2 separate regions of the Homo sapiens genome follow, and region 1 is linked to region 2. Evidence: read pairs that join two places in POLR2A ChIA-PET (ENCODE). Cell type or tissue: PC-3. All regions are shown on one strand. Links, peaks and the distances in the headings refer to the core of each region. The heading gives the core; the rest is flanking DNA. Region 1 overlaps SDK1 (sidekick cell adhesion molecule 1). Region 2 overlaps SDK1 (sidekick cell adhesion molecule 1).

Region 1 (16,140 bases), core at 6,343-11,342, 140 kb after region 2:
GAGATTGAGCCACCGCGCCCCAGCCTGGGCAACAGAGAGACACGGTCTCAAAAAAAAAAAAAAAAAAAAAAAAAAAAAAACACCATCTGGTAGAGATGTCAAGTTGACAGGTAAAGGGACAGGCGCATGATACCACATGGCAGGCAGCTACCCTCATTTTACAGGTTAAAGGTGGATGTCCAAAAATATCGAGGCATTTGAGCCTGAAAGGATTGGTCTTTCAGCCCAAACTATTTGGGCTCCAAAGTCCACATTCCTTCCACTACCCTTCACTGCTGTGGTAGCTAGGAACATACGCGAATTTGGAGAGGAAAAAAAAATTAGAAAAATATAGGCAGACCATACGGTGGTCTAAAATTTTCAGCTCATGTTCATCACACTCCCTGAACATTATTACACATATTAACCTACTGTGGGAGCCAGGGCTCTGTGTAGGAGGCAGCAGCAAGAAGTAGAAGGAAGGTAACTAGAAAGATAAAATGGAAAAAAAAAAATAATTCAAGATGTATTAGTACCTGGACCCAGGAAATAAAAGGTAGTCATGAATAAAGCACATGGAAGCAAGGAGTAGATTTAAAAGGCCTTTTTGGAGGTCATTTAGGACAGCCAACGTCCCACATACTGCAAGAGTCCTATCTAGAGGCTGGTCTCTCAGGGTTTAAAAGCTCCACAAACTACTGGTTTAAACCAGCCTAGACTTTTGTAAATGCTATACAATTCCTAACAATACACTAAACACACATCTACAAGGATTATTGAAGAAGTAAATCTATAAAGTATTTTAAAAGGTACAAGCCAAGTAATTATTGTAAGCATTTGAACACAACTTCACTCCTTGTTTTCTACCTGTTCTTCTAATTGATTCCCCAGTTTGGGAAAGGATTTGGGGTGGAACCAGCCTTCTAAGAGGCAGTGTGTACAGTGAAAGGCTTGGAGTAGGAAATTTGGGTTTGAGGTCCTGCTCCATTTACTCTTGTAAATTAGTTCACTGGTTTGCAGGTGTGTTTTCTCATCTTCAATCAGAGTCAATGCTGACCTTCCTCACAAGGCTGTTGTGATGCTCCGGTAAATGTGTACATATGAAAACAATTTCAAAATCGTAAGAAGCCATGCAAATGTCAGGATGCTGATGATGATGGCGGAAGAAGAGCAGCAAAAGGAAAATGGGGAAAAAGAAGAGGAGGAAGGGAAAGGGTCAAATAGCAGACCACTGGTCTGTGTGCAATGCCTTTCATTTTATTATGTTAGCAGTGCTTACTAGCTTTACCTCCTGCGGCCAACTACTCAGAAGCCCCTGACTGTTACCCCATGTTCTCATGCTGGTACTGTAAGCCAGACCTAAAACTACGGCAAGCAACTTGCTGTTACCCTATGTTCTCATGCTGGTACTGTTAGCCAGACCTGAAACTCCAGGACGTCACTGGCCTCAGTGTCTTCAAATGCAAATTCAGTAATCTAGGTTAAAGTTCTAAATTTTGAAAGTTTCATGGTGTTCCATAAAGTTTAATGAGATACTGATTTGTTTTAAAATTCAAAATGTAACATCCTGTGTATTTCAGGCCTTGACATAGGGAAGTAATCATTTTTACCTAAATGTAGAACCAGCTATTATCAGTTATAATTATTCTATTAAGATACACCCATAATAATCTCATAAATTTGTTCTTTTAAAACATATCTTAACACATTATCTTCACCATGTATTGTTTTCTAACTTTTTAGTTAGCCTTGTCCCTCTAATTAGATCGTAAACCTCTTCAGGCAGGAAAAATTACTAATTTTTTTTCCATTTCCTTCACAGCACCTAATAGCATACTGGGCATATATCAGAAGCACAATAAAATTGCACAAAATGAGTAATATGTGGAAACTAAACTGTTATCTATACCCCCTCCCCAGCTAGTCAAAGGTATTACAAAATTATAAAAGCACTATGGCTAAAGATGGAATTCTATGGACATCTAAAAAAACTAGAAATGCAAAACAATATTTACAATCCCTTCAGCCATGAAAAAGTAATGGAGGGAACTATGCATTTACCAACCCACAACACAGTGGGAAGGAGACACAGATAAAGGATAAGAAAGGACCTGCAAACAATACCACAGCACTGCTACCATCTCATCAGCAAAAACACAAGAGGGTCATACCGATTACAAAAGTGAAAAAATGCTCAAGACTATAATGCATCCTTCAAGTAAAAGTGACTATGGTTAGGAACAACTTAAAGAGTTTGATTATTTTCAAAAGGAAAATAAACCTTTCCTCAAAATCAAATGCAAAACACTTCAATATTTGTTTCAGAGAACATTGAAGTTCAATGGATAAAGTCCCAAAGAGTGTTTTAAACTACTATAACCAGGCAACTTTTAAGAACAGAAAAGCCGAGTAGACTATAAAAAGTAAAACCATACAAAGCTTACTCTGTTCTTGGCTAAGAAAAGCAGTATTTTCTCTGTTTCTTTACAATGTTATCAGTCCTTCATCTTGAAAACAAGCTAAGCTGGCCTATGGATCTGAAGTTGACAACACTTCTTACTCTTGACTTACTTCAAACATCTGAGCCAAACTGAAAACATAGTGTAAATACGCAAAATTGAATTGCGTCTAAATGGTGTGAAGAATCGAAACTGACGGCTCATATTGCTAACTTTATTAATGACTCCTTAATTAGCAAGGTTTTAAGTACCTGTAGTTTGAGGATTAACACATATTAAAAATAATGGTGTGAAATAACCCAATTTACAATATCAGGAGATGATAATGATTTTGCAGAAAGAAATAAGTTCTAATAAAAATAATCTAGATTCCTAATACCACTTACTGACAATCACAGCTTTATATCATGGTAAAATTACATACTTATCTCCTCATTAGCAACTAGTCTCACTTATTCCTCTTGCCAAACCAATTATAAGAAAATGTTCAGACTCAAAGGGATTAATAGGACACTTGGACCTCACTCAGTCTTCTCACGACTCAAGTAATTAGCAAGCACTTGTACATAAAATCCAAATAGTTTTCCTAAACTAATTAAGGAAATGAAGGACATCAAAATGTTACCAAATAATAGCAACTCATGTCCCATATACCAATAGTCCTCAAACAGATAAAATAATTGCCAGATGCTGATGGAATCTTGTTGGTCAACTCAGAAACTAATTTGGGGTGTTTATAAGGAGGAGGAAAGAAAGATACTTGTTTATCAAATAAGCAAATTATGTCACAAAGAAATATTTTATAGGCAATGCCTTGTATATTAAACAGCTTCTGAATTCTCCAACTCCTTAAGCACATAATACAAGGTGAGTAAATGATAATAGTAGAAATTTGCATTTATATGATATTTGCTTCTAAGCAGCTCAAAATGGAAAACATAAGCCTAAGCCATTCTCTCAAAATTTCATAAAAAGCCTGGGATTTCGGAAAAGGAATTTGGAAAACTGGATTCTCCTGCTGGCACCCTATTTTCTGTGTCCTTTCAAGTAAACATTCATTTCAGAAATCAGACTATAACTCTTTGTAAGATTTTCCTTTTGTTTCCTGTCCTTTCATACTGCCAAAGTCATAATAAGTCTCCAGCGTACCTAGTTTAACCTCTCTCCCCAAGGTTTTCTTACTGACTAAGAACCTCAAAGCAGACTTCTGTATATATTTTATTTTCTAAATTAACAGCTCATTAGCTGTTCTTAGCTGTAACTCTTTAAAAGGTCAAAATAGTGTATCAAAAATTAAATTGTTTGATTACAAATTTTATATTTCTATACTAAAACTGAGGGTGTTCATGAGATCTTTAAATAGTTGTACACGTTTTCAGGGTAGTACCTTGACTATCTCTGAGGCACACAGTGTATCAGATCCTATACCTATCTGTTAGGTTTGCTCCTAGTAAATAGTATGAACCCAGAGTTTGGTAGAAAATAAGCATTCTGTGCATATTTGTTTAAAGGAGGGAGAGAAGAAGGGAGAAAGGAGGTTGGCATATGGATCTTGGAAATTTTTAGTATGTAGATTCAAACTAGACCAGCTGAAAATTCTTCCTGTGATGCTAAGCCCCAAAAAGGCTGAGAACAAATGGACCCTCTCTAGTATCTTCTCCACAGACCCTGCTAGTGTTAAATATGGAAAAATGAATGAAAGAAAAGCAGTTGCTTCTGGCCATTGATATTACTGCATGCATTTTGTGTCTCGGGTGAAATAAAAAATATTCCTTCATGCCAGAAGCAAATCTCTGCAATCTATAACTTAGGATGAAACCATTGACTAGCATACTTATTTTCGTATGTCTTAATTCAGAGAAACACTTTACCTACCTGATCTGAAATCTTAGGAAGCATTTTCAATTTCTTTGGGAAAATGCCTGACAGATTTATTCTTAATCTCTCTTTAGATAAAGCTCTCTGAAGATCAAAGGGGCCTCACTAAGGCAGATGTGTTTTCTGTCAATGGCTAGGAAGGAAAAACAGACTTCAAGCAAACTGCTCAGAAAATCCTTAAGTAACTAGACGTTAGATGGAGAATACAAAGTCTTTACAAAGGTCATTGGATAAGGAAAAGCTAGGCATACATACACAAAAACTTTCTTTGCAAAAACAACCTAGGAATAGGCCCTAACCGGAAAACTAAGTCACAATTTAGACAAGCTCTCTGCAAATATTAAGAAATACTAAAGAAGTGTACATCACCTCATGCTATTTACTGCAGGTCTTAATTCCTTCCAAGGAATTTCTTATTTATTTTTAAGAGACAAGGTCTTGCTGTCACCCAGGCTGGAGTACAGTGGCACAATCATGGCTCACTTCAGCCTTGAACTCCTGGGCTCAAGCAATCCTCCTGCCTCAGCCTCCCAAGTATCTGGGACGACAAGTGTGTGCTACCACCCCTGACTAATGTTTCATTTGTTTTATTTTTTGTAGAGAAAGGGCCTTGCTTTCTTTCCCAGGCTGGTCTCGAACTTCTGGCTTGAAGCAATTCTCCCACCTTGGCCTCCCAAGGTGCTGGGATTACAGGTGTGTCCTTTGGGGAATTTCTGATGGAATTACATAATTGACACGAAATTCGAAATTTCAAATCACAACAGACTCTGGTCTCTAAAAATAAATAAATAAAATCAGCCAGTACATAATGACATGATCAGCAAAAACTGGCCTTTAAGCCTAACACGTTGTTAATAAGAATATTTCATATGGTAACTTCAGCAATTAGGGAAATACCTAAATTGTGTTAAAAGTTGTAGGAGTCAAGGGAAACCTACCCCCTTCACCCTCTGAAGGTATGCTAAAAATCACTGATGAGAGGACAATGAATAGGAGAAATCGCATCCCAATTTATTAACGTGTACACAGAGGCCTTCATAATGAAGACCCAAAGATACTAGGGAAGTTGTCCACTTTTATGCTTAAGATTAACAAAATACGGACAACACTCAAGAAATACTATTGAACAGAGACAGTACGATCTAATGCTAACAGACTGAGTTCGGAAACCCAGCAGGATTCTTCCTGGCCTCTCTGGGCATGTATTCAATACTCCTTCCTTCTGGGTATAAGGGAGGACACTCTCTGGAATGAGGGTGTTATGACCTACAGTCAAACACCGTAGGTCAGACAATGTTCTTCTGGCTAGTTTTTACACAGAGAGGCAGAGGAAAAGTTAGAGTAATACTTTTAGGTTTTATGGCTGGCTATGGGGAAAGGGGTTCTGGTTTCTATGATCTGCCTTGGGGAAGACAAATTCTAGTTTCTATGGGTAGATTCGGGGGAGAATGCGACTGAGACAGGAGGGCAGGAGAAGGTCAGAGAAAGCCTTGCTTCTAAGGCTTCTTCTGAGGCCTTCATTTTGGGATATTTTCTGAGTCCCAACACAGTTAATAAAATCATATTAACCACTTTTTGTTTATATCATTTCAGAAAACACATCACTGGACATGAGAGAATCACATTTCATTAGTAGTAAAAGAAAATATTATACAGTTATCTAGAAAAGCATGAATAACAGATGCAGTTAAGACTAAAGGAATGTCAAACATATCTCTGAACTTTTCACAACTGAAATGAATGATTTCTCTCTGCTTTATGATTTCTCTCTGCTTTATTTTTTCCATTTTAAAATACTGAGATAAATATTCATTTCTTGCATAGATTACATTATAAATGTCTACAGTGGAAAACGATTTAAAATCTTCATTAAAAAAACATGACAACAATGATTACATCACCTATATATGATAATTAGAAAGCCAGAAAACCTAATAACTACATAAAAGATCTCTAATAAACTTGTGATGCATTTTCAGATTCCTCCAAGCATTTATCAGCAAACAAGCTAATAAAGTCTAATGCTAAGGGAAAAAGACTAAATTTCCATTTAGAGAACAAATTTTAATTGAACACTATCCAATCTCAAATGCTTTACTAAAAAAATTAAGTTTACCTTTAATTTTATCTCAATTTGTAATACAAAGAAACTATGGAAAGAAATCACAAACGAAGAAATTGAATGTAAGGTTTAAACAAACTTTGTTCTTAAGAAAATTTAATAGCTGCAAAACATAAATTCCAACTTCTATCATACTTTAGTACAGATACTGACTTTAAAATAATTTACTATAATTATTAAATATCTAAAAAGCAAAAAAAATCTATTCAGATAAACATCTAGCTAATTTCTCCAAATACCAATCAAAATCCTGTTTTACTGGGTTATTGGTATATTTTTACTTTTTGTATATTTTTTATTTTTATACTATACATTTTTGGTTTTATATTTCTACATATACCAAAAGTACAGTGGGCAACAATTCTTTAATGTTCATGAGTGGGGCTCTTAATTACATGAATAAAAGTAGTTTCCTTTTTTTTAGAGAAACATAAGTGGCATTTAATTGGCTCCAAATGTTTCTCAATGTGCAAATTTCACTGTGCTTTTAATTTTTGGAAAAATGTGAAAGTGCTTTAATATTGTAAAGTAGTACATACATATTACAGAAAAATATTTTTATTGATCATAAAAATACTTTCCCCATGAAGAAAGCAAGTATAAAGAAGTATAAAATAACTTCAATTCAACCAACCAGGTATAATGACTTTTACCATTTTGATGTCTTTCCTTAAAGTCTTTCTATGTGTATGTTTTACATCTCTGTGTGTGTGTGTGTGTGTGTGTGTGTGTGTGTGTGTGTGTGTGTGTGTGTAGAGAGAGAGAGGAGAGAGATTTCGAAGTAACTAGAGACAAAATACTAAGGAAAAAGAATTGGATGGTTTGTAAATATTTCCAGCTTTAAAAATCAATGCCTCCAGTCATTCAGTATCAATTTAAATCCACAGTAAATAATTGGTAAAAATCCTTGGTTATGAAAATGTCCTTTACAGTGTTCAATTTAACTCTGCTTTAGAGAAGGGGTGGGGGGAGATACTTTGCATAATCCTCTTGACAGATTATCATAATCGTATAAATAGTTCTGCCACTATTAGCAAATGCTACAAAAGAAGGGAGCCAGTTATTATTTTAAGTGATAAGCAAGAATGACAAGCAATTTCACATGAAACATGGATATGGAACATGCTCAAAAAACAGATATCCTCATATCGAGATAAGAGTGGATGAAGATGAGTAAACCTGCCAGAAGCAGTGCAAGGCTGAGCTTACTGCCCAAGCTAATGTCTCCAACTGACAACACACAACTTAGCTGGATCCTTGAGATTAGGACGCATACTAGATAAAAATGTGGTGACAGAGTAATGTTCACCTTGTTAGCCAAGTGAGCATGCAGCATTTCTCCAACTTCAGAGAGCCAGCATGGCTTGATGTCACGCTTCCTATTAATGTTTTGAGAAGCAGCATCCAGGACTTCAGGATGGAACATCTCACTTGTGAGGTCAAAGTCTTTTGGCAGAGCCTGCAGAACACGGCTCCCAGAACTAGCATATAAAGCTGAAAATCTGCCTTAGGACTCCTAAGGCTCTCCCTATTCCAATAACTCGATGAAAGGCAGGTAGTTTCCCACAGGGTTTTCAGGTGCTCGGTCATGGCTGGCAACATGTCCAGCAGTCCTGCTCCACATGGTAGTAGTCAAGGCATATCCTGTAACAAAACCTCACCTCCCCTAGCTGAGTTGCCCATCTGAGAAGAGAAAAACCAGCCCCTCCTGAAGCACCATTCAAAGGGTTCCATGTCCATCTTTATCACTCCAGAAAAACAAACAAACAAAAAGAGTGATGGAAAATTACAGCAACACTTTTTATTCACAGACAACTTGGACCATGTGTGAACGCCTTAGGTGTAGTTTATATGAATTTATCCTCTGCACGTCCCTATGGCTGCTTGGAGTGTTAGACTGATGGCCAACCCAAAAGGTGACTCCCTAAAGTACTCCATCATAGGCTGCAAAGCCATTCAGAGAACACCAACACAGTGGTCTCAACTGGCTGACAGGACACTCCTTCACACCTTCCCAGACACGCGCCTGAATGATCATATACGGAGGTGACAAGAGAACACAGGCCCAACCTCTGTCATTTCCCACCCTCAGTAAAGTGGTGAATCAGGATGCGTGTGTTCACAGCACACAGGGGACTTGATCCCACCCATCACCCAACAGTATATGAACCTAGCAATGAGAGCAGTGCAAAGCCATTCAAGGAAGAAAAGGAAGCTTCTGTGGGTATTAAATAACAGGACACACTAATGTGAGGCACAAGAGAGTATCCCTAGTGGAAACACTTCTCAACTTCAGTCTTCCATTGCCAAAATCTCAAATTATGCTGACGTTACTCATTATGTTTCATATGCCTATTTCTTCTCATTTTTATTTTTGGTTTAAGTATTTTTTTACTCATAGTTTAATTTGTATGTGTTATGGAAATGCTGGGGAGAATTATGATGACCTCTAGACGATACCATTCATTGTCGCAGTTGGCCAACTGGGCAGGAGGGCCTCTGCTTGAGCCCAGAATCCAGAGATGCTACAAGTCAAAAAGCACACTCTAGGGCTCACCCTGAGAATCCCACTTGTCACACGGAAGTGCAGGCACAATGCCAATTTGCGTCAAGGAGCTCCCTAACGGTAATCTCACTTACGGATTAGCCCCACCACATGTAAATTCTGACTCTTGACATCTGTAAGAGTTTGTGCCCTCTCTTTCAAAAGTCTTCCTCTGTGGTTCCTCTGGTTAGCAACAATGTTAGCCTTAGCAGCACGAAGTACATTATTTTAAAACTACTCAGTGGAAGCTATAGTTTGATGTCAAATACTAAAGGGAAAAAAAATCACATAAATGTCTATGTTTCCCAAGGACAAATTTAACATGTAATATCATTGTCACAACTTACTCTTTAAAAATTTGTCCAAATTTTTAAAGACTGTCCCGACATTAGTGTGTCCTGTTAAACTGAACTGAAAAATAAGTCAAAATTGAAATATATTTCTGCCAAAGTACTTTATATGTGTGTGTGTGTATATATATATATATATACATACATACACAATGAACGGGAATAATGTATTATACATATTTGCTTCATGCTTCATTTATTATCCTTGTTTTAAATGTTGACTTGAAAAAACAGCTTTTCTCAAAAACAAACAAAAAAAGAGCCACTGACAGAATGAAAGGCATTTCAAGTGTTAACTTTAATACCTTTGTATTTTTAGAGACAGGGTCTCACTCTATCACCCAGGCTGGAGTGCAGTGGCGAAATCGTAGTTCACTGTAGCCTTGAGCCCTTCGGCTCAAATGATCCTCCCACCTCAGTCTCCTGTGTAGCTGGGGCTACAGGCATGCCACTACACTGGGCCAATTTTTAAATTTTTGTAAAGATGGGGTCTTGCTATGTTACTCAGGCTGGCCTAGAACTCCCGGCCTCAAGCAATGTTCCCGCCTTGGCCTCCGAAAGTGTTAGGATTATAGGCGTGAGCCACCATGCCTGGCCCAATACCTTATTTCAACAGAGGGGAAAAAAAAGTTACTCTGTCCCCAAAAAACTGCTTCATATACTTGGAACATGTATGTATAGGTTTCACTCAGGGAACGATGCGTCAGTGTAATTGTTCTCAGAAATAACTGCGTATTTTTAGAATAATTTTTACAATTGGTTAAGTCACAGTAAAAATATACAACGATTTTGATTATTTTTAGATTAAAGCTATCAGAGAAATATAAATGAACTGTAAGAGAAACATTTGACATCTGCCTGGTCCTCTGGGTAATGAAGCTCCAGAGCTGGGAGAAAAAGCCCTGAGGTTACACATGCCTAAGGCAGAACAAAAGAACTTTGGGGCCCTTATGCCTGGAATGTGTCCAAGAAGCCAATTCAGGTTCCAAAGTCACCATTGCATTAGACCCTCCTCCTATGGCCTGTCCTGGAGGGAACATGTTAAAAGCCATCAGACACTAAGGCAGAGAAATGTATGGAGAGACCAGCATTCAAGGAGTGAGACCAGCAGAGAGGGGGAAATGAATGAGGCTCCTCACAAGGCCTAAGCCCTGGCTCCATCGTTTTTTCCTGAGGGATATAAAGTAGTTTAAATAGGCACAGAAAACTCACCTACTTTAGCAAAACAGAAGTTGTAAATACTCCAGTAGTGAAAGCCATGATCCCATGGCTAAATGATCCCATTTACTGGCACTAAATTATGCACTTTTCATTCAATTATATTATTGTATATAATTATTATCCCTATTTAACAGGTGAGGAAGCAAGGCTTTTAGCAAAACTGACCTCTATAAAAGCTTGTCCAAGGTCACACAAAAAGAACGTGTTAAGTGCAGGGCTCAAAACTCAATCTATGTTCATTCATTCATTCATTCATTCATTCATTCATGAATATGTGAGTCCTAACTATATGACAAGTATTTTTCAGCACCAAAGTTAAAATGGTGAAAAAACAAAAACAAAAACAAAAAGATATTCTTGCTATCATGGTTACTGAGATATTAATCAAATCCTCACAAAATTAAATGTAAACCTAAAGGACTATGAAGAATAAGCAAAGCCTACAAATCTCGACCCCATCTCCATGGAGTCAGGGAAATGACACTTGTGTTAAGATCTAAAGCACAGGATAGAGTTAGATAACAAGTTGATGAAGGAAGGGCAAGAAACAAGTGCAAAGCCCCATAGCAGGAGGGAACAAGGCACAATTCACCTCTCAGAGGAAAGGAAGGGAGAACACACGGGGGAGCTGCCAAATGGGGTAGCCCAGGGAGGTAAAATCCATGTGAGGGTCTGTGGTCTTTATCCTTACAGCAATGAGAAGGCAAGCAAGGATAACCTGGTGGGGGTAACATGATATCACTTCTGTTTCCCAAAAGCACGATGTCATGAGTCCCAGACAGACTAGAAAGAACCACAATGGATGAGACTACATCTACTACAGTTGGCCAAGAAAGAGATGATGACAGCTTGCATTAGGATGGCGGCAATAGAGAGAGGAGGGGAGAGATCACAGAGGTGTTTGAGGTGAAAATATGGTGATAAGTGGAGTTAATGTGGATGAGGCATCAAGAAGAATAAGGCATCAAAGTTTATGGTACAGCTGGACTAGGTAGATAGGTAAGTTTGGTCTAGTTCGAGTTGAGTTTGAGATGGCTTAGAAAGATATAAGTAGAAATATCAAGTTAACAGGTAGATAGACGTGATGGGAGCTCAGATAAATTTTTGAATCATCTATAATATTACATAAAAGGACAATTCAAACTATGTACATGAATGAAATAGCTTAGGAAAAGATTGTAGGTTGAGAATGGAACAGAACTAGGTCTAGCTTTGGGAAATGCTAACATTCAATAATAGGTAGACAATGATATTATAATGATACTCAACCTCGGCGGGGCAGGGGGGAAGAGAGAAAGATATTGAGAGGAGAGGGAGCAGAGGTCATTTAGGAGGGAAACCAAGGCAGCATGCTTGTTACAGGTATTTCAAAACGATAGAGCGGCAAGCGGTGAAGAATGCTGCTGAGGAGTGAGATGTGAACTGAAGAGCATCCTTTAGGCCTGGTTTCACTGAAGTCACTGATCAGCCTCTGCAGAGCAATTCTGATAGAATGACAGAAGCGGAAACCACATGAAAAAGGTGTGGGCTGAGGCAGCGAGCAGACAACTCTTTCCGGGAGCTTTGCTGTAAATGCAAAGAGAAGAGGTAGGGTGCAGTAGTTAGATTAGGGAAGGGTTAGGGGAGGTCGTGGTTCTTTTTTAATACAGAAGAGTCTTGAACATGCTTAAATGCCGATGAAACTGATCTGGTTAAGAGCAACAAGTTGGGTATTCAAGAAAGGGAAAAGATAAATTGATAGTACATGTTCCCTAGGAAGACAGAAAAAGATGGAACTCAAAACCCAAGTGGAGATACTGACCTCAGATATTTAATAAAAGGAGGAAATGCTGAAGATAAATGCAGGTCAGTCATTTCTGTAAGTTGGATATTGAGGTTTTTTCCATCTAATGGCTTCTGTTTCTCTGTAACATATAAGGTGATGTCATCTGTTGAAAAGATGGGAATGAGAGAAGGAAAAGGGAAAGTTTTGATCTGAAAAGGAAACCTCACAACAGTTCAACAATGACCAAAGTCACACAACTACTAAGTGACCGGAGGATTCTAATCCAGATTTTTATACTTGAATTCGGCCCTCACGCCACTCCACAGCAACTGTTGCTCTGTTCTCAGGATTTTCTTTCTTTTCTTCACATCATTTCCCTCCACAATGACTTCTGTACAAAGAAATTCTAGCTACTAAAATCACACGATGCTCAGGAAGATGTGGGTGTTATCTAAAATTTGATATCTTTGTTATACCACTCAGAGTTACGGTTTGAAGTAATACAACTTCAGCTATATCAAACAGACAAAGAATTTATGGGAAACAGACCATGTCGCTCACAGAATTGTCACAGTGACTAGAAAACAAGGTTCCAAAAATGGACAGGAATCAAGAGAAACTAGACAAAGCCAAGATGCAACAACAGTAAGACCGCCTAAGGTAAATGCTGGGTCCTAGGGTCTGCACACTTCTAACTCAACAAGGGATTGCTAGATTGCTCTCCTAATTGGTTTGTACAACACATCAACCATCATATATGAGAATCAAACTGAAACCTTACAAGCCCTCAAAAACACGAAAATGTGTAAAATCCCGTTAAATCTGTATATATTAGCAAATTTCCAAGTCAGATATGTATGGTCCTCAAGTTGGCTGTGATTTATTCTTGAATGTTCATGTTTTTATAATGTAAGAAACGTGTCTCTGTCAAAGATAAAAAGGTTGCTATTTAGTCAAGAATCTAGTCTAAGACTTATTTTTAAAATACCAAATGACAAGAAACAGAGCAAGCAGGAAATATGAATAACCTAAAATGGTTTCTGTAAGTAGATTTTCATATTCATTCATTCTCCAATTTATAACAATTGGGCTGGCTGTTTTTAGCCCCAAAATAAGTTTTTAACTGATTCATTCCCAATGATTAAACAAAGCCACTTGACACCACACACAAAACTATTTCTAATTCCTTTCCGATTATTTTATAGAACCTATAAAATAAGGGTAGGCCTAAAGAAAAGAAATGGCAAGATTCAGGTCATTAAATCTGGAATCTGTGAATGAGATTTTGGTGTAAATAAATTATTATGACACACTGACATATAAATTATCCGAATTCCTTCCCTTCTAAAAGTACATTTCTAAATTCCTTTTTAAGCTGCACAAAAAGTTATAAAATCTTTTGAGTTGTCAAATAACCAAAGACAATTCTTAATTCATATTTTCAATAGCATAAACACGTACAGTCTGTAATAGATATTGACTCACATTCCAAAGTGGAGCTCCTAAAAGTTAATAATTCAGTAATTAAATCTTCTCACTCATTTCTTTCTCAGAGCATCCTTATGAAAGGCATAAATTAATCAATCATCCCAGAATACAACTATGGCAAGCAGGTTGTGACCCACATGTACTGCAGTTGGCTCCATTCTATAACTTGGCTGAGGGAAATTTAGAAAGCATTTTCCCATCAAAAAGATAAATGTTTATTTGGCTTGAAACACTTCAGGAAGCAATAGTTTATGAAAATAATAATGTCATTTATTATACCACTTTGAAATATATCTTAATAAACAATAAAATAGACTTCAAAATAAATACTTATCCCCAAATCACTTAATTTTAAAATGTTTGGCAAAAGCAAGACCAATACAAATAAAAATCACTTTCTTTGCTATCCAAGAGGCAGGCAAGTTTCTTAAAATTAAAAGCAAATTACATATTGAAAAGCCTCAATAAACACGAGAGATACCTTCTCTTACCTACACATTATTTCTCTCTCCTTTTCTATTCAAGGAATCCCAATCAGTTCAAACAGTACTGGAGAGGAAGGGAAGGCCCCTACCCCAGGCCAAGGACATGGATCACAACTGGTCTAAACCAAGTGGAGCCATCTCACTACCCTTGATTCATGATCGACCAGGAGGTTCATGTGACCAAGGTCTTCCCAACAATATGCGACGAAGCAATTTATGGGGTGGGGACTTAGAAAAGCATTTTCTTCCCTGATTTTAAAAAAGAGAGCCAATACATTCTACAGACATCTCCTTTGTCCCTTTGTCCTCCTCCCCACTTCCTTCTTGAAACAGGAAAGTGATGCTTCAACTATAAGGCAAAAGCACAGAACAAAAATTAACACATTAAGGAAGGAGAAGCAGAAAGGCAGGCAGAAACTGGGTTCTTCATGGCACTGGGGAGTGGCTACATCCAGCACTATATCGACTGCCTGTCAACATCAGATAATGTTAAAAACTAATACATAAACAGCAAACGATTTGTGCATTTCAAGTCTTTTGAAACCAGCAACATTTAAAAGTGATGAGCCATACAAAAAGTATGACAACTGAAAGCATACCTTACATAAAGAGGAGTATAAAAAGGTACTACAAATACAGTACCAAATTCCTATGAAATGAACAAGGTACTTCAAAGAATAGACAAAACTTCTCATGCAATTTCAGATAAAATGCAAGAGTTACAACAAAAAGAATACACAAAAATCATAGGTTAGAAGATACAATACTATAATGATGTCAATTGTCCCAGGTCAATCTATAGATTTAATGCAATCTCATTCGAAATCTGAGCAGAGTTTTTTGGTCTGTGTTTACGTGTATGTCATTTGACAATTGATTCTACAAGTTTACATGGAAACTTTACATGGAAACTTAAAACTCTTTCCCCCATTAAATAATGATCAAGACAATCCTGAACAATGAATTTAGAGCACTTTCATTACCAAACATAAAGACTATTTGTAAAACTACGGTAATTAAGATACGGTGATAATGGTGCATAGGTAGACAAAACAGACCAATGAAACGTAATCTGTATTTCCTGGAGCAAGTAGAAAGAGTCCTACAAAGTCACTCAATTTAGGACAAAGGTGACACTGCGCTGCACTGGAGAAAGGATGATTATGTTAATTATAATGATGCTGCATCAAACAGACATTTATATAGAAAACAATAAATCATGACCTCTATCTACCTCCTACTCTGGAATTGTAAAAATCCATTCCAGGTAGGTTGTATACTTGTAGATGGTTCTGTTTCTTGCCACAACTGTTACCTTAGAAAAGGTACAAAAAAGTACAAAAAAAAAAATTCTGAAGAAAAAAGGGGGTAGATGGCCTGAAAAAGAACTGAGCAATAAAAGAGGGAAACAAATTTGAAGATAAATCCAGGAGACTTAACAGCCACATAGAAGGAGTTCATTTATTCATCTGTGCAATACATGTATTATATGGACCTACTCTATGGAAACAGTGCTCTAGGCACTTAGGATAGACAAAAATCCCTCTACTTTTAGAGCTTATATCCTAAATGAATTTCAGAAAGAGAAAAGAGAGACAACAGGGGAAAGAAATAATTTTATTACTTCTTTCTGGGAAAATAATATATCTTCCCACAAAAGAAAAACATTAGTTTCCAGATTAAATAACCCACCAAGACCCAGATCAAGGCCACCATGCCACATCAACGAATATCAATGCAAAATTTCAAACCATCAAAGAAAAAGACAAGTAAGAGTATTCCAACAGGGAAAAACACACACACACAAAAAAGAATCCAAGTGTCACTTCCATTGTCAAGAGAATCACT
Region 2 (16,140 bases), core at 7,449-12,448:
GGACAGAAAGGGAGAAAGAAGGATCAGTATTCAAGTCTGCACAGATGCCCTGCAAAAGCATTTGATCTTTACATACTTTAAATGGGAAAGAGAACATCCTGAAATGATTCATAAAGAAAATGATTGAGTTGCCTCTAAGGTAAAGTTATAAAACTCTGACCTGGGGAAAAGCCAATGGCCCACATATTAATCTTTGAAGGGTGTGTGTGTATTTCAAATAATAATAGACATTCCCTTCCTCAGGAAAATGAGCAGACGTTAGGAATACTTCTGTATTCTAACAACGAACATTAGAAGACCCTAGAATAAATTACTAAGGAAAAGTGAAATTTCCATTTTCATATAGAAAGTGTTCTATTCTTAAAATAGAACATAAATCATTTATGAAAGAGAGAGTCTCATCTGTGTGGATAATATAGGTTTAAGGTCTGCCCAAAGGACAGGAATAGACTTAACATTGTCTCAAGACAACATCATAATTTTTAACTTTTAAGTTCAGGTTCAGCAGGATGTGCAGGTTTGTTACATAGGTAAACTTGTGCTATGGGGGTTTGTTGTACAGATTATTTCATCACCCAGGTATTAAGCCTAGTATCCATTGTTACTCTTCCTGATCCTCTCCCCGCTCTCATCCTCCACGCTCCAACAGGACTCAATGTGTGTTGTTCCCCTCTCTGTGTCCATGTGTTCTCATCATTTACCTCCCACTTATAGGAGGAGAACATGTGGTATTTGGTTTTCTGTTCCTGTGTTAGTTTGCTAATGATGGCCTCCAGCTCCATCCATCTCCCTGCAAAGGACATGATCTGCATAGTTTTTATGGCTGCGTAGTATTCCATGGTGTATATGTACCACATTTTCTTTATCCAGTCTATCATTGATGGGTATTTGGGTTGATTCCATGTCATTGCTATTGGGAACATATGTGTCTTTGTGTCTCTATAATAGAACGATTTATATTCCTCTGGGTGTATACCCAGTGATGTAATTGCTGGGTCAAACGGTATTTCTGTCTTTAGGTCTTTGAGGAATCACCACACTGTCTTCCACAATGGCTGAACTAATTTACACTCCCACCATTAGAGAAATGCAAATCAAAACCAAAATAAGCTACCAGTTAGAATGCCTGTAACTCAAAAGCCAAAAAATAAGAGGTGCTGGAGAGGTTGTGGAGAAAAAGGAAGGCTTACACAACATCATAATTTTATGTGAAGATGACACTTCCCTAAGTAAACATTTAAGGTTTTCAGATCCAATGTAAATGTATTTAATGTTACCTCTCCAATGTGAGAATAATCTTCTGCTCATCTAGAAAGGGACCATGACCCATCTATCTGCAGAGGAAAAATCATTCACATGGGCAGCAGCTGGAGCCTACTACCTCATCCTGCGTCCCCCGGCTTCCCTAACATCAAGAAAGGGGGTCTTGCGATGGATTTTCATTGCTGTTCCACAACAGCTAAAATTAAGTCGTATCATCTGAAACCCTTCAACGGCAGAATGAATAGGAATCAACTATGAGGTATCAAGCAAGTTGAACTGCAAGTTCTTCTTTTGACTCTGCCCAAGAGAGCTTCCACTAGGATAATCATCACCTATTTGATAATTTGCCCTTTTCTCCTGCATTTTAAAGAGATAATGAATAAAGAAATAATCAACCTCCACTTAGCAGAAGAATCAACTGTACCACAAACAAGGGGGGTGGGGGGTAGTCTGTGAAGCCCACAAAGTCCACGTGTCCCGGTGAAGTGACGATGAGCTGTATTAAGCCATCATAATCAGCACCGTCAATCAGGTGCGAGTCCAGCCGGGAGGACCAGAATGCCAGTGTGAATGGAGTAATCAGCCAGGGCAGGTTATTACTGAACTCCGCTTTTGCCACAGCTGAATTTCCCAGGGCGACTAATCTTTCAGTTTAAACCACTAATCTTCCTTTCAAAACTTCTTTTATATCAAATTCAAACATTTTCATGCCCCAAGCTTATGAATTTACCATGAGCGAAAAGTTTTATTTTTCAAATTCCAGGGAGAAACAAAAGCACAGGGCAGAATGTATCATTTGTGAACAACTATTCTGAGAAATGTGGGTAGAAGATCCTTTTCTGGTAAGTGTAGTCATTCAAATTTCAGCTGCTGGCAGTTCATTATGTATACCTATTGAAGCCAGGAATTTAATCTCACAGTGCAATGTGCTTTCTTCATAATAGTAATATCAATCTTTTTAAGGACAACAATTATGATTTTCAAATGTACTTCTGGGGTGAGGTTTAAATAGATAACTAGATATGTGCCACTCTAGTTAAATATGCAAATATAGACAGGTCCACATTATGATGCTGTAAGAGGATCCTATGATAGGATTTTTAATTTTTTTATTTCCATAGGTGTTTGGGGAATAGGTGGTGTTTGGTTACACGAGTAAGTTCTTTAGTGGTGATTTGTGAGATTTTGGTACACTCATCACCTGAGCAGTGTACACTGTACCCAATGTGTAGTCGTATCCCTCACCCCCGTCCCACCCTTTCCCACAAGTCCCCAAAGTCCATTGTATCATTCTTAGGCATCCTCACAGCTTAGCTCCCACTTAGGAGTGAGAAGATACAATGTTTGGTTTTCCATTCCCCAGTTACTTCACTTAGAATAATGGTCTCCAGTTCCAGCCAGGTAGCTGTGAATGCCATTATTTCACTCCTTTTCAGAGCTGAATAGTATTCCATGGTCGTACTAATTTACATTCTCACCACCAGTGTAAAAGTGTTCCCTTTTCACCCCATCACCACAATCATCTATTATTTTTTGATTTTTTCATTATGGCCATTTTTGCCGGAGTAAGGAGGCATAGCATTGTGGTTTCGATTTGCATTTTCCTGATCAATAGCCATAATTTTTCAAAAATCAAAAAATAATAGATGTTGGCAGGGACGTGGTGAAAAGGGAACACTTTTACACTGCTGCTAGGAATGTAAACTAGCACGACCACTATGGAAAACAGTGTGAAGATTCCCTAAAGAACTGAAAGTAGAACTACCCTTTCATCTAGCAATCCCACTCCTGGGTATCTACCCAGAGGAAAAGAAGGCATTACACGAAAAAGAGACCTATGATTGTTTTAGGACAAAGTCCTCTATCTGCTAAGCTGAGAAAAGGCAGTGAGGACAGGGCAGTTCAGGCTGCCCTTTTTGTCACCACCCAAGTAAGTCGTTTGGTTATTAAATGTGAACTAGAGGCGGCGGTGCAAGAGGAGGAAGAGCAGGAGGAGAAAGGAGAAAAAGGACATAAACGAATGGTACATACTAATTCCCAAACTATGTAATTCTCCCTCCAGTGAAAAGAGTTGGCTCTATTATCACAGCAAATTCCCAGGCTTTGTTTCTTTAGCTTATCATAAATATTTCTAAATACTTCCCAGTGGTAGACTTTCAAATATACTTAGATGTACCATCATCTTCTGTCAATCTAAAAAATAAATAAATAAATTACCCACCCAACTTCTCTGTATTTTACCTTATCTCTCTCTACTACTGCCTTGTAAAATAAATGTCAGACATTTCAGGATGAAAGGCAGCTACAATTGAAAGAATATATCTCTTATTTCAAACAAAAAAACTAACACAAGTCAAAGATTGTGCTGCGTATTCCTTGATCTCACCACAAAGTCATCATTTTGTACTCAAAAATCTGACTAACAAGTGTGGGATTTTCTCCAAGTAATTTGTCCCTGGTGTCCTCTCCATATTTGAGTCAGTCCATGTGAAAACAGAGAAAGCAGGAGGGTCCCTGAGATTTCCATTAAACAGCACTGTGAATAGTTTGCCTATGCAGTCAGCCAGTGGGGAAGTCAAACTGATTCTCTGTTTTCTCTGAAATCAATGCAAATTAACACCATATTTAAGGGAACTCTGGGGGTAAACCTACCCTTCCAATATTTTCCCCTAAGAAACCATTCAAGCTTCCAGTGAGATTAATCCACAATTGAAGCTGATGGTAGAAACATATATGGCTATATTTATGTACTAGTTTTATCTTGCACTGTGCTAATCTATTTCAGTATATAAATTAATAAGACACAGTGGGATAAATACAATTCCCGTTTCTCCAAACTGAAATAAGCTTCCAGCTCTCCAATATTTTACTTCAAAGTAGAAGTATACTGAACTGTCATTTCTATGGTTTGTAGTGAAAAAGTATGACCAACCAAAATAAGAGTAAGGTTATCAGAAATAACCAACATTATTCTTGAATATGGCACAATATTTCTTTCAAAGATTCTTTCGAATAATCTTAAGAAATCAACCCTGATTAAATAAAAAACTGAAAGGTCCAAGAAAAGAATCTCAAATATGATTTACCTTCTCCTGCTTATCTGTTTGCTGGTGAGTTTACGGCAAATATGTACTGCCATAAAAACTGAGATGTAACAGATATCCACATGGTGAAGGTTTAATTTTATATCAAGAAATTACATGAGAAAATAACTTGAAAGGACATCTAAGTCCAACCAAAGCTTATTGATTTTAGCAAAGTTACAAACCATGGAGGTTTCTCAAGAAGTAATAATATGTGATTTGAGTTTAGAGCAAGTACTTTGGAGCCCTGGGTTCAAATCCCAGCTCTATGCCAGGTATGATGGCTCCTGCCTATGATCCCAGCACTTTGGGAGGCTGAGGTGGGCGGATCACCTGAGGTCAGGAGTTTGAGACCAGTCTGGCCAACACGGCAAGACCCCATCTCTACTAAAAACACAAAAATTAGCTGGGCATGATGGTGTGTGCGTGTGGTCCCAGCTACCTGTGAGTCTGAGGCAGGAGAATCGCTTGAACCCAGGAGGCAAAGGTTGCAGTGAGCCAAGATCGTGCCACTGCACTCTAGCCTGGGTAAGGGAGTGAGACTCTGTCTTGGGTGGCGGGGGGTGGGGAGGCTGGGCACCGTAGCTTACGCCTATAATCCCAGCACTTTGGGAGGCTGAGGTGGACAGATCATAAGATCAGGAAATCGAGACCATCCTGGCAAACACAGTGAAACCCCATCTCTACTGAAAATACAAAAAATTAGCCGGGTATGGTGGCACGTGCCTGTAATCCCAGCTACTTGGGAGGCTGAGGCAGGAGAATCGTTTGAAACCGGGAAGCAGAGATTGCAGTGAGCAGAGATCACACCACTGCGCTCCAGCCTGGGCAACAGAGTGAGACTCTGTCTCAAAAAAAGAAAAAGAAAAAGAAAAATCCCAGCTCTCCCCTGACTAGCTCTGTGATCTTGGACAATCTACTTAACCCCTATGTCTGGGTTTCTCAATCAACAAAGCAATAGCACCAACTTCTTCAAGAGCAGCAGTTCTCAAAGTTTTTGGTCTCAGGATCCCTTTGCAACATACAAAAAAATTAAGGACACCTAAATTCTTGTTTATGTGACTTATTTCTTTCTGTATTTATCATATTAGAGAGTAAACCTGTGAACTTTAAAAAGTTATTAATTCCTTAAAAAATCAAAGTCATTACATTATTAATACAAAAGACATTTATGAAAAATAACTATATTATCCAAAAGAAAACTAAAAATTCTTAAGAGTGGCACTGTTTAACCCTTTTTCAAATTTTTCCAGTGTCTAGCTTAATAAAGGACAACTAGATTCTCACACCTGCTTCTGCATTTAGTCTCTTGTAATATGTTGTTTCAGTTGAAGGATATTAATAACATACAGCCTCCCAGATACATGGCTGGAAAGGAGGGGAGTATTTTAATTGCCTTTTCAAACAGCTGTGAATATTTTTGTTAATACTTTAGTAAAACTAAACAAGTGTCAGTTTCATAAAGGTTAGTTGCAACGCGGACTCTGAAACCGCATAAATGACACTTTGGTGCTTTGTTACATTAACATCTTTCAGACTGTCCTGTACTTGGAATGGATCTTATCCATACACATGTCTTTCCTGGTTCGCTGAGTGATGCAGACCTTCCAAACGTTGACACGTTTCATTATACAATGTAAAAAATATCACAAATTAACACAGCTACCTATCTCATCAGACACCTCCTTAAATAATGCGAAAGTGTCAAGCTCATGGTGGGCATATTCAAGGTTTCCAAAATGCTAATTTTTACTTATGAGCTCAATTTTTATCTTTAGCCACAAATACTGTCAGTTGTTTTCATTGATGCAACAAGCTTATTTTCTTCATTTTCAAGAAAATCCTGCAAAATACCCAAGTCTAAATTACCATAGTTTTTCTGTCAGTCACTACTTCAAGTAAAAATGGGGTGCCATGCAAAAAAGCAGCCAGTTCAACTCCCAGCTCGGACAACCTCCCAAATCCTTTGCCTTGAGACAACCGGCACATTTTGGCGTACAGCAGAAGAGTTTATATGTAATTCACATTTCGACACAGAATATTTTAATAATTTTATTTGAGTCAAAGCTTAATAGAATTAATAATTTTTACTACTTTAAGGCTATTTTTGAGAGAGCTAGATTTTGGTTTTTACTCATAGGTGTGTGGCACGGATGAGTAACACACCAGCTGGTGTAGTTTGGCACCACTGCCTCGGGATACGCGCTCAGGTGCCAGAAGTTTTCTCACGACTGCTTTTAAATCGTTGCCAAAAGCTCAACAAGGGGACAAAGTACAAAGGTCTATTCTGATGAAATGATTTTGGCCTTGTGGCCGCCCCCTGCAAAGGGGCTCAGGGTCTGCCACAGGTTCTTGAACCACACTTTGGGAACTGCTGCTCTAGACTTGTCTCAAGGATTAAATTACCCAATGTGTGCAGAATGCTTACGCCAGCACCTGCTAGAAAAGCACAATCTACGTGTTAGTTCCTATTAAAACATGTTGTCACAGAATGAAATTGCATCTTCCTACAGAATGCTGGATCTTGAACTTCATCCACAACACATTTACTTTTGGCTTTCTAAATAACACACATAAATCAGGCCACCGTCTTAAATGTCACTAACTATTAAGCCAAAGAAGTTGTTCAATTTAAAGAAAAGAAAGCATTCATACTTTCAATTACTTCAGAATTCTAGAGAAGTCTAGATATTGGTTTGATTATTTGCTCTGTCATTCAACAAATATTTCTTAAATACCTAGTAAACGTCTATGAAATGGGAACACAAATGAGAATTTTGAAAAAGGAACACAGAATAGGATCACACCTTCATGGAGCTTATCTTCTAGTTTAGGGAGATAAACAGGAAACAAAGAAAATATATAGTATAGTCGGTTTTACTAACGCACATATTTCTTTTATTCAAATTACTTCATATGTGGTTGAGAGATAGGAACTGATATTTGTATAACACAGAAGTTGTAGTGATTTATGTATGATTTCCCCCTGGAATATTAAGGATCTAAGGTGCTTATGAACAAGCTTTATCACTGAACCCAAAGGTGAGCCTTAAAATAAAAGGAAATGATCAGCAGCAGCAGCACAACAAATTACAATTTTAAAAACTAAAAAAAAAAAGGGCCTTCCTTTGTGTAGTGCAGGTAGTGACTAGTGGCCAGTTTAGGGGCTTCACAAACCACTTCACTTTCTATGACATTACACTATTGAGAGAAGTTGAAGGTGCATCTTGGAAGCCCTTTCTCTTTTTATCAAAACAGCAAATCAATGAAGAAAGTTACTAGTAGTATTATTTCTTTATTAGTGTCCTGATTGCAAAATTCCATAGATTTTTGAAGGTTTGTACATAACACTTTTTTCAGTGTTGTACATAACTTTTTTCATAAGTTGTGTTATTTTGGTTTATGATTTCACAGATTTTTTTTTTCAGGAAGACACATACAGAATAATAACAGAAACACCTTTATATAATGTAATGATAATGCTATAGAAAAAATAAAAGGAAGAAGAGGAAAAAAGAAATCTGGGGAAGAAGTGGCAATTTTCAACAAGGAAGATTGTTTTAAAAAGGCCTCGTTGAGAACGGGGTATCTGAGTAAGAAAGGGAAGCAGCTGATGAAGAGAGTCATGCACTCAGGTTTCCTGACAGCAGGAAAAGCAAGTACAAAGTCGCTGATGTGGGAGTCAGTCCACTGTGTTCTAAGACCAGCAGTGACACCAGGGTGGATGAAGTGCAGTGAGTGCGGGGGATGACAGATGAGGGTAAAAAGTAAGAGGAAGAAGTCTTATGGGACCCTGGACTTATAAGGGACAATGGAAGCCAATGGGGAAATTTTAGCAAAAGTTTGATAAGTTCTGACTTCACTACCTCACTCCGCACTCAACCCTGATGCAACTGGGCTACAAGTGCTGAAGCCGGGAGACCACTCAGGAGGCCATCTTGTTAATCCAGATGAGAAAGGACGGTCATTTGGTAAACTGGTTGCAGTAAAGGTGGCAATGGTTGATCAGACCTGGGGCCTAAGGGTGAAGCATAAGAGAAAAAGAAGAATCAATGATGATACCAAAATTTCTGGCCAGAAAAACCAGAAAGATGTAGTTGTCATTTCCCGAAATGGGAACTCATGATGGAAGGAGCTGGCTCAGAGGAAAAGAACAAGAGCTCAGTGTTGAACTTAGGATGTTTGAAATACCCACTAGACATCCACACAGAGCTGTTAAATTAGCAGTTAGATTCATGAAGTGTATGTTATTTTCACAAAAATGCAAAATTAACACCTTAGAAATTAATATCTTTCAAAAGTAACATCTGGAATTAGATAATTGGATCATTCCAAATCATAAATTTTATCTTAAAAAATCATCAATTAAAAAAAAAACTTTTGTCAAAGACATGAAACATACAAATTAAATGAACCAAAACAACTTAATTTGATCAGAAGTTAAAATTTAAATGTCCTAGACTATTTCAAAAACAAACCTAAAAATAGAAATCACCTTATCTAAAATAAAGATTTGCAAAAGCTCTGAAATAATTTTACTCTGAAACATTTTAATTCTCATTTTCTTACCAAGTATACCCAGTTGGTATCCCAAATCTAATTATGTAATCAGACATAGTGAAAATTACTCTGGAAAAAAAAAGGAAAATTAAATAGTAGGTGACATTTCTATTATTCAAGAGAGAAAAATGTACTGCCTAAATATATAATGGAATCAATAATTTAGGTGCATCATTTTAAACCATCAAGCTGTTCTTTAGCTTCCTTCCCAATAAGAAGGAAAAGTCAACATTATTAGTAAACAGGAAGGTCTTACATGCCTGAGCAATGAAGTAGATGAGACTCAGCAGTTCACTGACGACTGTGGGCATTTTTTCCTTGAGAATATTTTTCCTTAAGTGAAACATTATTTCTTCAAACCATAAAACAATCTAATAAGCACTGAGCTACGTATGCTTTCTCCTTACAGATAGAATTATACAGTAAAAACTTCCTGACAGCCTAAAATTCCACAATATATCCCTTTGGATTATTTAACTGTTCTTTCAAATGCCAAAACCACAAGGTGGAAAACAATTACATTATACAGTAGACATCACACCTAGTGTGTGTGTGTGTGTGTGTTTCTTGTTTTTTTTTTCCTCAAGTGCTATAGAGCATTAATCAAGATAGAAAACATCCTAGACTAGTAAACAAACCTAAAAAAAATTAAAAGAACTAAATTTATACAGAGTGTATCCTCTGGCCATAGTATTAACAGAATAAAACTAGAAAACAAAAACCAAAAGACAACAGGAATATCTCCAAAGACCTGGAAACTGAATGACAGAATTTTTAAAAATAAACAAGTCAGAGAAAAAATGTTTGGGGCTGGACACCGTGGCTCATGCCTGTAATCCTAGCACTTTGGGAGGCCGAGGTGGGCAGATCACCAGAAGTTGGGAGTTCAAGACCAGCCTGACCAACATGGAGAAACCCTGTCTCACCTAAAAATACAAAATTAGCCTGCCGTAGTGACACATGCCTGTAATCCCAGCTACTCTGGAGGCTGAGGCAGCAGAATCACTTGAACCCAGGAGGTAGAGGTTGCAGTGAGCCAAGATCACACCATTGCACTCCAGCCTGGGCAACAAGAGCAAAACTCTGTCTCAAAAAAAAAAAAAAAAAGAAAAGAAAAGAAAAAGAAAAAGTCTGGAATTAAATAAAAAATAAATAAAACAATGAAAATATACAAAACAATGAAAATACAGCATATCAAAATATGTGTGAGATGCAGCTAAAGAAGTGTTGAGAGGAAAATGTATAGCACTAAAATGCTTACATTAGAAAGAGGGAAAGCCTGAAGTCAATAACCCACCTTCCTACCTCAAAAGAAGGAAAGTGAAAATAAATTTAAGGAAGAAAATAATAAAGGTAAGAGCAGAATCAGTAAAAAGGGACAGAGAAAAGTAATACAAGGACCAGATGGATTCACAGCCGAATTCTACCAGAGGTACAAAGAGGAGCTGGTACCAATCCTTCTGAAACTATTCCAATCAATAGAAAAAGAAGGAATCCTCTCTAACTCATTTTATGAGGCCAACATCATCCTGATACCAAAGCCTGGCAGAGACACAACCAAAAAAGAGAATTTTAGACCAATAGCCTTGATGAACATCGATGCAAAAATCCTCAATAAAATACTGGCAAACCGAAATCCAGCAGCACATCAAAAAGCTTATCCACCATGATCAAGTGGGCTTCATCCCTGGGATGCAAGGCTGGTTCAACATACGCAAATCAATAAAGGTAATCCAGCATATAAACAGAACCAAAGACAAAAACCACATGATTATCTCAATAGATGCAGAAAAGGCCTTTGACAAAATTCAACAACCATTCATGTTAAAACTCTCAATAAATTAGGTATTGATGGGACGTATCTCAAAATAATAAGAGCTATCTATGGCAAACCCACAGCCAATATCATACTGAATGCGCAAAAACTAGAAGCATTCCCTTTAAAAACGGGCACAAGACAGGGATGCCCTCTCTCAGCACTCCTATTCAACATAGTGTTGGAAGTTCTGGCCAGGGCAATCAGGCAGGAGAAGGAAACAAAGGGTATTCAATTATGAAAAAAGGAAGTCAAATTGTCCCTGTTTGCAGACGACATGATTGTATATCTAGAAAACCCCATCGTCTCAGCCCAAAATCTCCTCAAGCTGATAAGCAACTTCAGCAAAGTCTCAGGATACAAAATCAATGTACAAAAATCACAAGCATTCTTATACACCAATAACAGACAAACAGAGAGCCAAATCATGAGTGAACTCCCATTCACAATTCCTTCAAAGAGAATAAAATACCTAGGAATCCACCTTACAAGGGATATGAAGGACCTCTTCAAGGAGAACTACAAACCACTGCTCAAGGAAATAAAAGAGGATACAAACAAATGGAAGAACATTCCATGCTCATGGGTAGGAAGAATCAATATCGTGAAAATGGCCATACTGCCCAAGGTAATTTACAGATTCAATGCCATCCCCATCAAGCTACCAATGACTTTCTTCACAGAATTGGAAAAAACTACTTTAAAGTTCATCTGGAACCAAAAAAGAGCCCGCATCGCCAAGTCAATCCTAAGCCAAAAGAACAAAGCTGGAGGCATCACGCTACCTGACTTCAAACTATACTACAAGGCTACAGTAACCAAAACAGCATGGCACTGGTACCAAAACAGAGATATAGATCAATGGAACAGAACAGAGCCCTCAGAAATAATGCTGCATGTATATCTACAACTATCTGATCTTTGACAAACCTGAGAAAAACAAGCAATGGGGAAAGGATTCCCTATTTAATAAATGGTGCTGGGAAAACTGGCTAGCCATATGTAGAAAGCTGAAACTGGATTCCCTTCCTTACACCTTATACAAAAATTAATTCAAGATGGATTAAAGACTTAAATGTTAGACCTAAAACTATAAAAACCCTAGAAGAAAACCTAGGCAATACCATTGAGGACATAGGCACAGGCAAGGACTTCATGTCTAAAACACCAAAAGCAATGGCAACAAAAGCCAAAATTGACAAATGGGATCTAATTAAACTAAAGAGCTTCTGCACAGCAAAAGAAACTAACATCAGAGTGAACAGGGAACCTACACAATGGGAGAAAATTTTTGCAACCTACTCATCTAACAAAGGGCTAATATCCAGAATCTACAATGAACTCAAACAAATTTACAAGAAAAAAACAAACAACCCCATCAAAAAGTGGGCGAAGCATATGAACAGACACGTCTCAAAAGAAGACATTTATGCAGCCAAAAGACATGAAAAAATGCTCCTCATCACTGGCCATCAGATAAATGCAAATCAAAACCACTATGAGATACCATCTCACACCAGTTAGAATAGCAATCATTAAAAAGTCAGGAAACAACAGGTGCTGGAGAGGATGTGGAGAAATAGGAACACTTTTACACTGTTGGTGGGACTGTAAACTAGTTCAACCATTGTGGAAGTCAGTGTGGCGATTCCTCAGGGATCTAGAACTAGAAATACCATTTGACCCAGCCATCCCATTACTGGGTATATACCCAAAGGATTATAAATCATTGTGCTATAAAGACACATGCACACGTATGTTTATTGTAGCACTATTCACAACAGCAAAGACTTGGAACCAACCTAAATGTCCAACAACGATAGACTGGATTAAGAAAATGTGGCACATATACTCCATGGAATACTATGCAGCCATAAAAAAGGATGAGTTCATGTCCTTTGTAGAGACATGGATGAAACTGGAAACCATCATTCTCAGCAAAATATCACAAGGACAAAAAACCAAACACCCCATGTTCTCATTCATAGGTGGGAATTGAACAATGATAACACATGGACACAGGAAGGGGAACATCACACACTGGGGACTGTTGTGGGGTGGGGGAAGGGGGGAGGGATAGCATTAGGAGATATACCTAATGCTAAATGACGAGTTAATGGGTGCAGCACACCAACATGGCACATGTATACATATGTAACAAACCTGCACGTTGTGCACATGTACCCTAAAACTTAAAGTATAATAATAAAATAAAATTTAAATAAATAAATAAATTGATAAGAAAGCTGGATCTTTGAGAAAAAAACTGATAAACCTCTAGCAAGACTAAAATAAATAAAAAGAGAGAAGACACAAATCATCAACACCAACAATGGTATCACTGCAGATATTGAAGTCATTAAAAAAAGAATACTATGAACAACTTTAAGCTCACAAATTTAACAGCTTAGAAGATAGAAACCCATTCCTAGAAAACTACAAACTACTAAAATTCAGCCAAAATGAAATATTAATAGTCCAAATAGTCCCATAAGCAATTAAAGAAATTGAATTTATAATTTAAAAGCTTCTCAATAAAAATTCTCCAGACCCAGTTGATTTCACTGGAGAATTCTACCAAACATTTAAAGAAGAATCAACACCAATGTACATAATTTTGTCCAGAAAACAGTAGAGAAAGAAACATCTCCCAATTCATTTCTTGAAGACTATTACTACCTTGATATAAAATCTTGACAAATACAAAAAAGTAAACTATAGACCAGTATCTCTCATAAACTTAGACCCAAAAATCTTCAACAAAATATTAGCAAATGAAATCCAGTAATGTATTAAAATAACGTATATGCAACTAAGTAGAGTATCTTCTAGGTATGTAAGGCTGGTTCAACATTCAAAAAACAAAAAAAGAAAGAATCTACCACATCAATGGGATAAGGAAAAAAATTAGGTGAGCTATCAATTGAGGCAGAAAAAGCATTTGACAAAATACAACATTCATGATCTTAAAAACTATTCACCGAATTAGGAATAGAGAGGAGTTCTGTCAATCTTATTTAAAAATCAATTTTTAAAAACCTACATTGGCCAGGCACGGTGGCTAATGCCTGTAATTCCAGCACTTTGGGAGGCCGAGATGGCCGGATCATGAGGTCAGGAGATCGAGACCATCCTGGCTAACACGGTGAAACCCTGTCTCTACTAAAAATACAAAAAATTAACCGGGCGTGGTGGTGGGTGCCTGTAGTCCCAGCTACATGGGAGGCTGAGGTAGGAGAATGGCGTGAACCCGGGAGCTTGCAGTAAGCCAAGATTGCGCCGCTGCACTCCAGCCTAGGCAACAGGGCGAGACTCCATCTCAAAAAAAAAAAAAAAAAAAAACTACATCTAATATCACACTTAACACAGTTAAAGACAAAACGATTTTTCCGTAAACTTGGTAATGAATCAAGGATGTCTGCTCTCATCACTCCTATTCAACATAGTATAGGAAGGTCTCGCCACTGAATAAAAATAAATAAAAGATGTACATACTGGAAGGAAAGAACTAAAATTGTTATTATTTGTAGATGATGTTACTGTCTATGTAGGAAATCCCAAAGAAGCTAAACACTCACACTCACACAGCCCTTCTAGAACTAATGTGTTTAACAAGGTCACATGATACAAGATCAACACACAAAATCAATCACATTTCTATAAACGATGAACATTTAGAAACCAAAATGAAACACATAATACCATTTACAATCACTCCAAAGAGAATGATATACTTAGGTATAAACTTTAGAAATTATGACCTGTATGCTGAAAATTATAAAATGCTGGTAACAGAAATCAAAAAGACTGAATTAAATGAGGAGACACACCATGTCCATAGAATTAAAGACTCAACATAGTAAAAATGTAAAATCTATGCAACCAGACACACAGGTGTAATGGAATTATTGTCCAAATACCAGCATATTTAATTATAGATATATACAAGATTATTCTAAGCTTTATATGAAAAAAGGAAGTAGAATATCTAAAACAATTTTACAAAATAATATGAGGAATCACTCTTCCTGATTTCAAAGTTACTATCTAGCTACAGTAATAAGGACAGTATGGTATTCATAGAGGGATCAAAGACATAAAATAGAGAGCTGGCAAACACTCAACACAAGGCAGCCAACTGACTTTTGAGAAAAGTGAAAAATTCAGTGGAGGAGGGACAGACTTTTAAACAAATGATGCTAGGCAATTGAATACCTAGAAGGCAAAAAATCAAACATTTACCTAATCTTCACACCTTCTATACAAATTAAATCAAAATGGACCAGGAACTTAAACGTAGAACCATAAAACATTTCAAAAAAATGGGAGAAAATATTTGTAATGTGGGGCCAGGCAAAGACTCTTAGACCTGACATAAAAAGCATAATGCACAAAAGAAAAATGACAAATTAAACCTTATCAATATTAAAACCTTCTGCTCTTCAAAAGACTCTACGGAGAGATGAGAAGACAGACACAGATTAGGAGAAAATACAGGCAAACCACATTATCTGAAAAAGAACTAGCATCTAGAATATACAAAGAATCCGCAGAAATCAGTAGCAGGAAACAAACAATCCAAATAGAAAATGAGCAAAAGATATAAACAGACATTTCACTAAAGAGAATCTACAGATGGCAAATCAGCACATGAAAAGATGTTCAATATCATTAACGATTAGAGAATCGCAAATTAAACCACCATGAGATATCACTGCACATCTATCGGAATGGCTACAGTAAAAAACAGCGAGAACGCCAGATGCCGGTGAGGATGTAAAAAAAAAAAAAAAAAAAAAAAAAGGTGGATTAGTCCCACATTGCTGGTGGCTACACAGAGTACTATAGACACTCTGGAAACCAGACTGGTGGTTTCTGATAAAAGCAAGCATGCAACTACCATGCAACCCAGCAACTGTTCTCTTGGGCATTTATCCCAAAGAAATGAAGACATATGTTCACACAGAAACCTTCCTAGGTAACAGCTTTAGTCATGACAGCCAAAAGCTAAATACAGCCCACGTCCTTCAAAAGGTGAATGGTATACAAACTGTTATATGTCCACACCACGGTTTACTACTCACTAATAAAATGGAACAAACTATTGATACCTGCAGTAACCTCCATAAATTTGCAGTGAATTTTGCTGAGTGACAAAAATGTGATCCCAAAAGGTCACACACAGTGTGATTCCTTTTATATAATATTCTTGAAATGACAAAAGTATAGAAATAGAGAAGGGATTAGGGTTTGCCAGGGCCAGGGATGGGGACAAGGGAAATGAGGAAGGTGTGACAATTAAAGGGCAATGCAGGGATCTTGTGCTGACAGAAATATTCTGGTCTTGACTGCCCTGATGCTGGTGTCCTGGCTGTAATACCGTATTATACTTTTGTAACATGTTACCATTGGGAGAGT

What was found. ChIA-PET counts read pairs that join two places held together with the same protein. Peaks named below come from ENCODE experiments on the same cell type or tissue, not always from the same donor. Only the 100,000 strongest peaks of a DNase experiment are listed, where the experiment ranks them.
Region 1: POLR2A ChIA-PET joins it to region 2 with 6 read pairs; 2 of 35 experiments call an interaction of 5 or more read pairs at or near these places.

The regions. Positions count from the first base shown.
Region 1 is chr7:3,458,032-3,474,171 of GRCh38, reverse strand. All of the region lies in intron 1 of SDK1 (sidekick cell adhesion molecule 1), which reads right to left. It also overlaps the pseudogene LOC100421742. Among named protein-coding and RNA genes, the nearest start is that of SDK1-AS1, 110 kb to the right of the region's middle. In PC-3, for the core only: no CTCF peak of the experiment used is centred there; no DNase peak of the experiment used is centred there.
Region 2 is chr7:3,598,476-3,614,615 of GRCh38, reverse strand. All of the region lies in intron 1 of SDK1 (sidekick cell adhesion molecule 1), which reads right to left. Among named protein-coding and RNA genes, the nearest start is that of SDK1-AS1, 250 kb to the right of the region's middle. In PC-3, for the core only: no CTCF peak of the experiment used is centred there; no DNase peak of the experiment used is centred there; H3K27ac peaks cover 522 bases.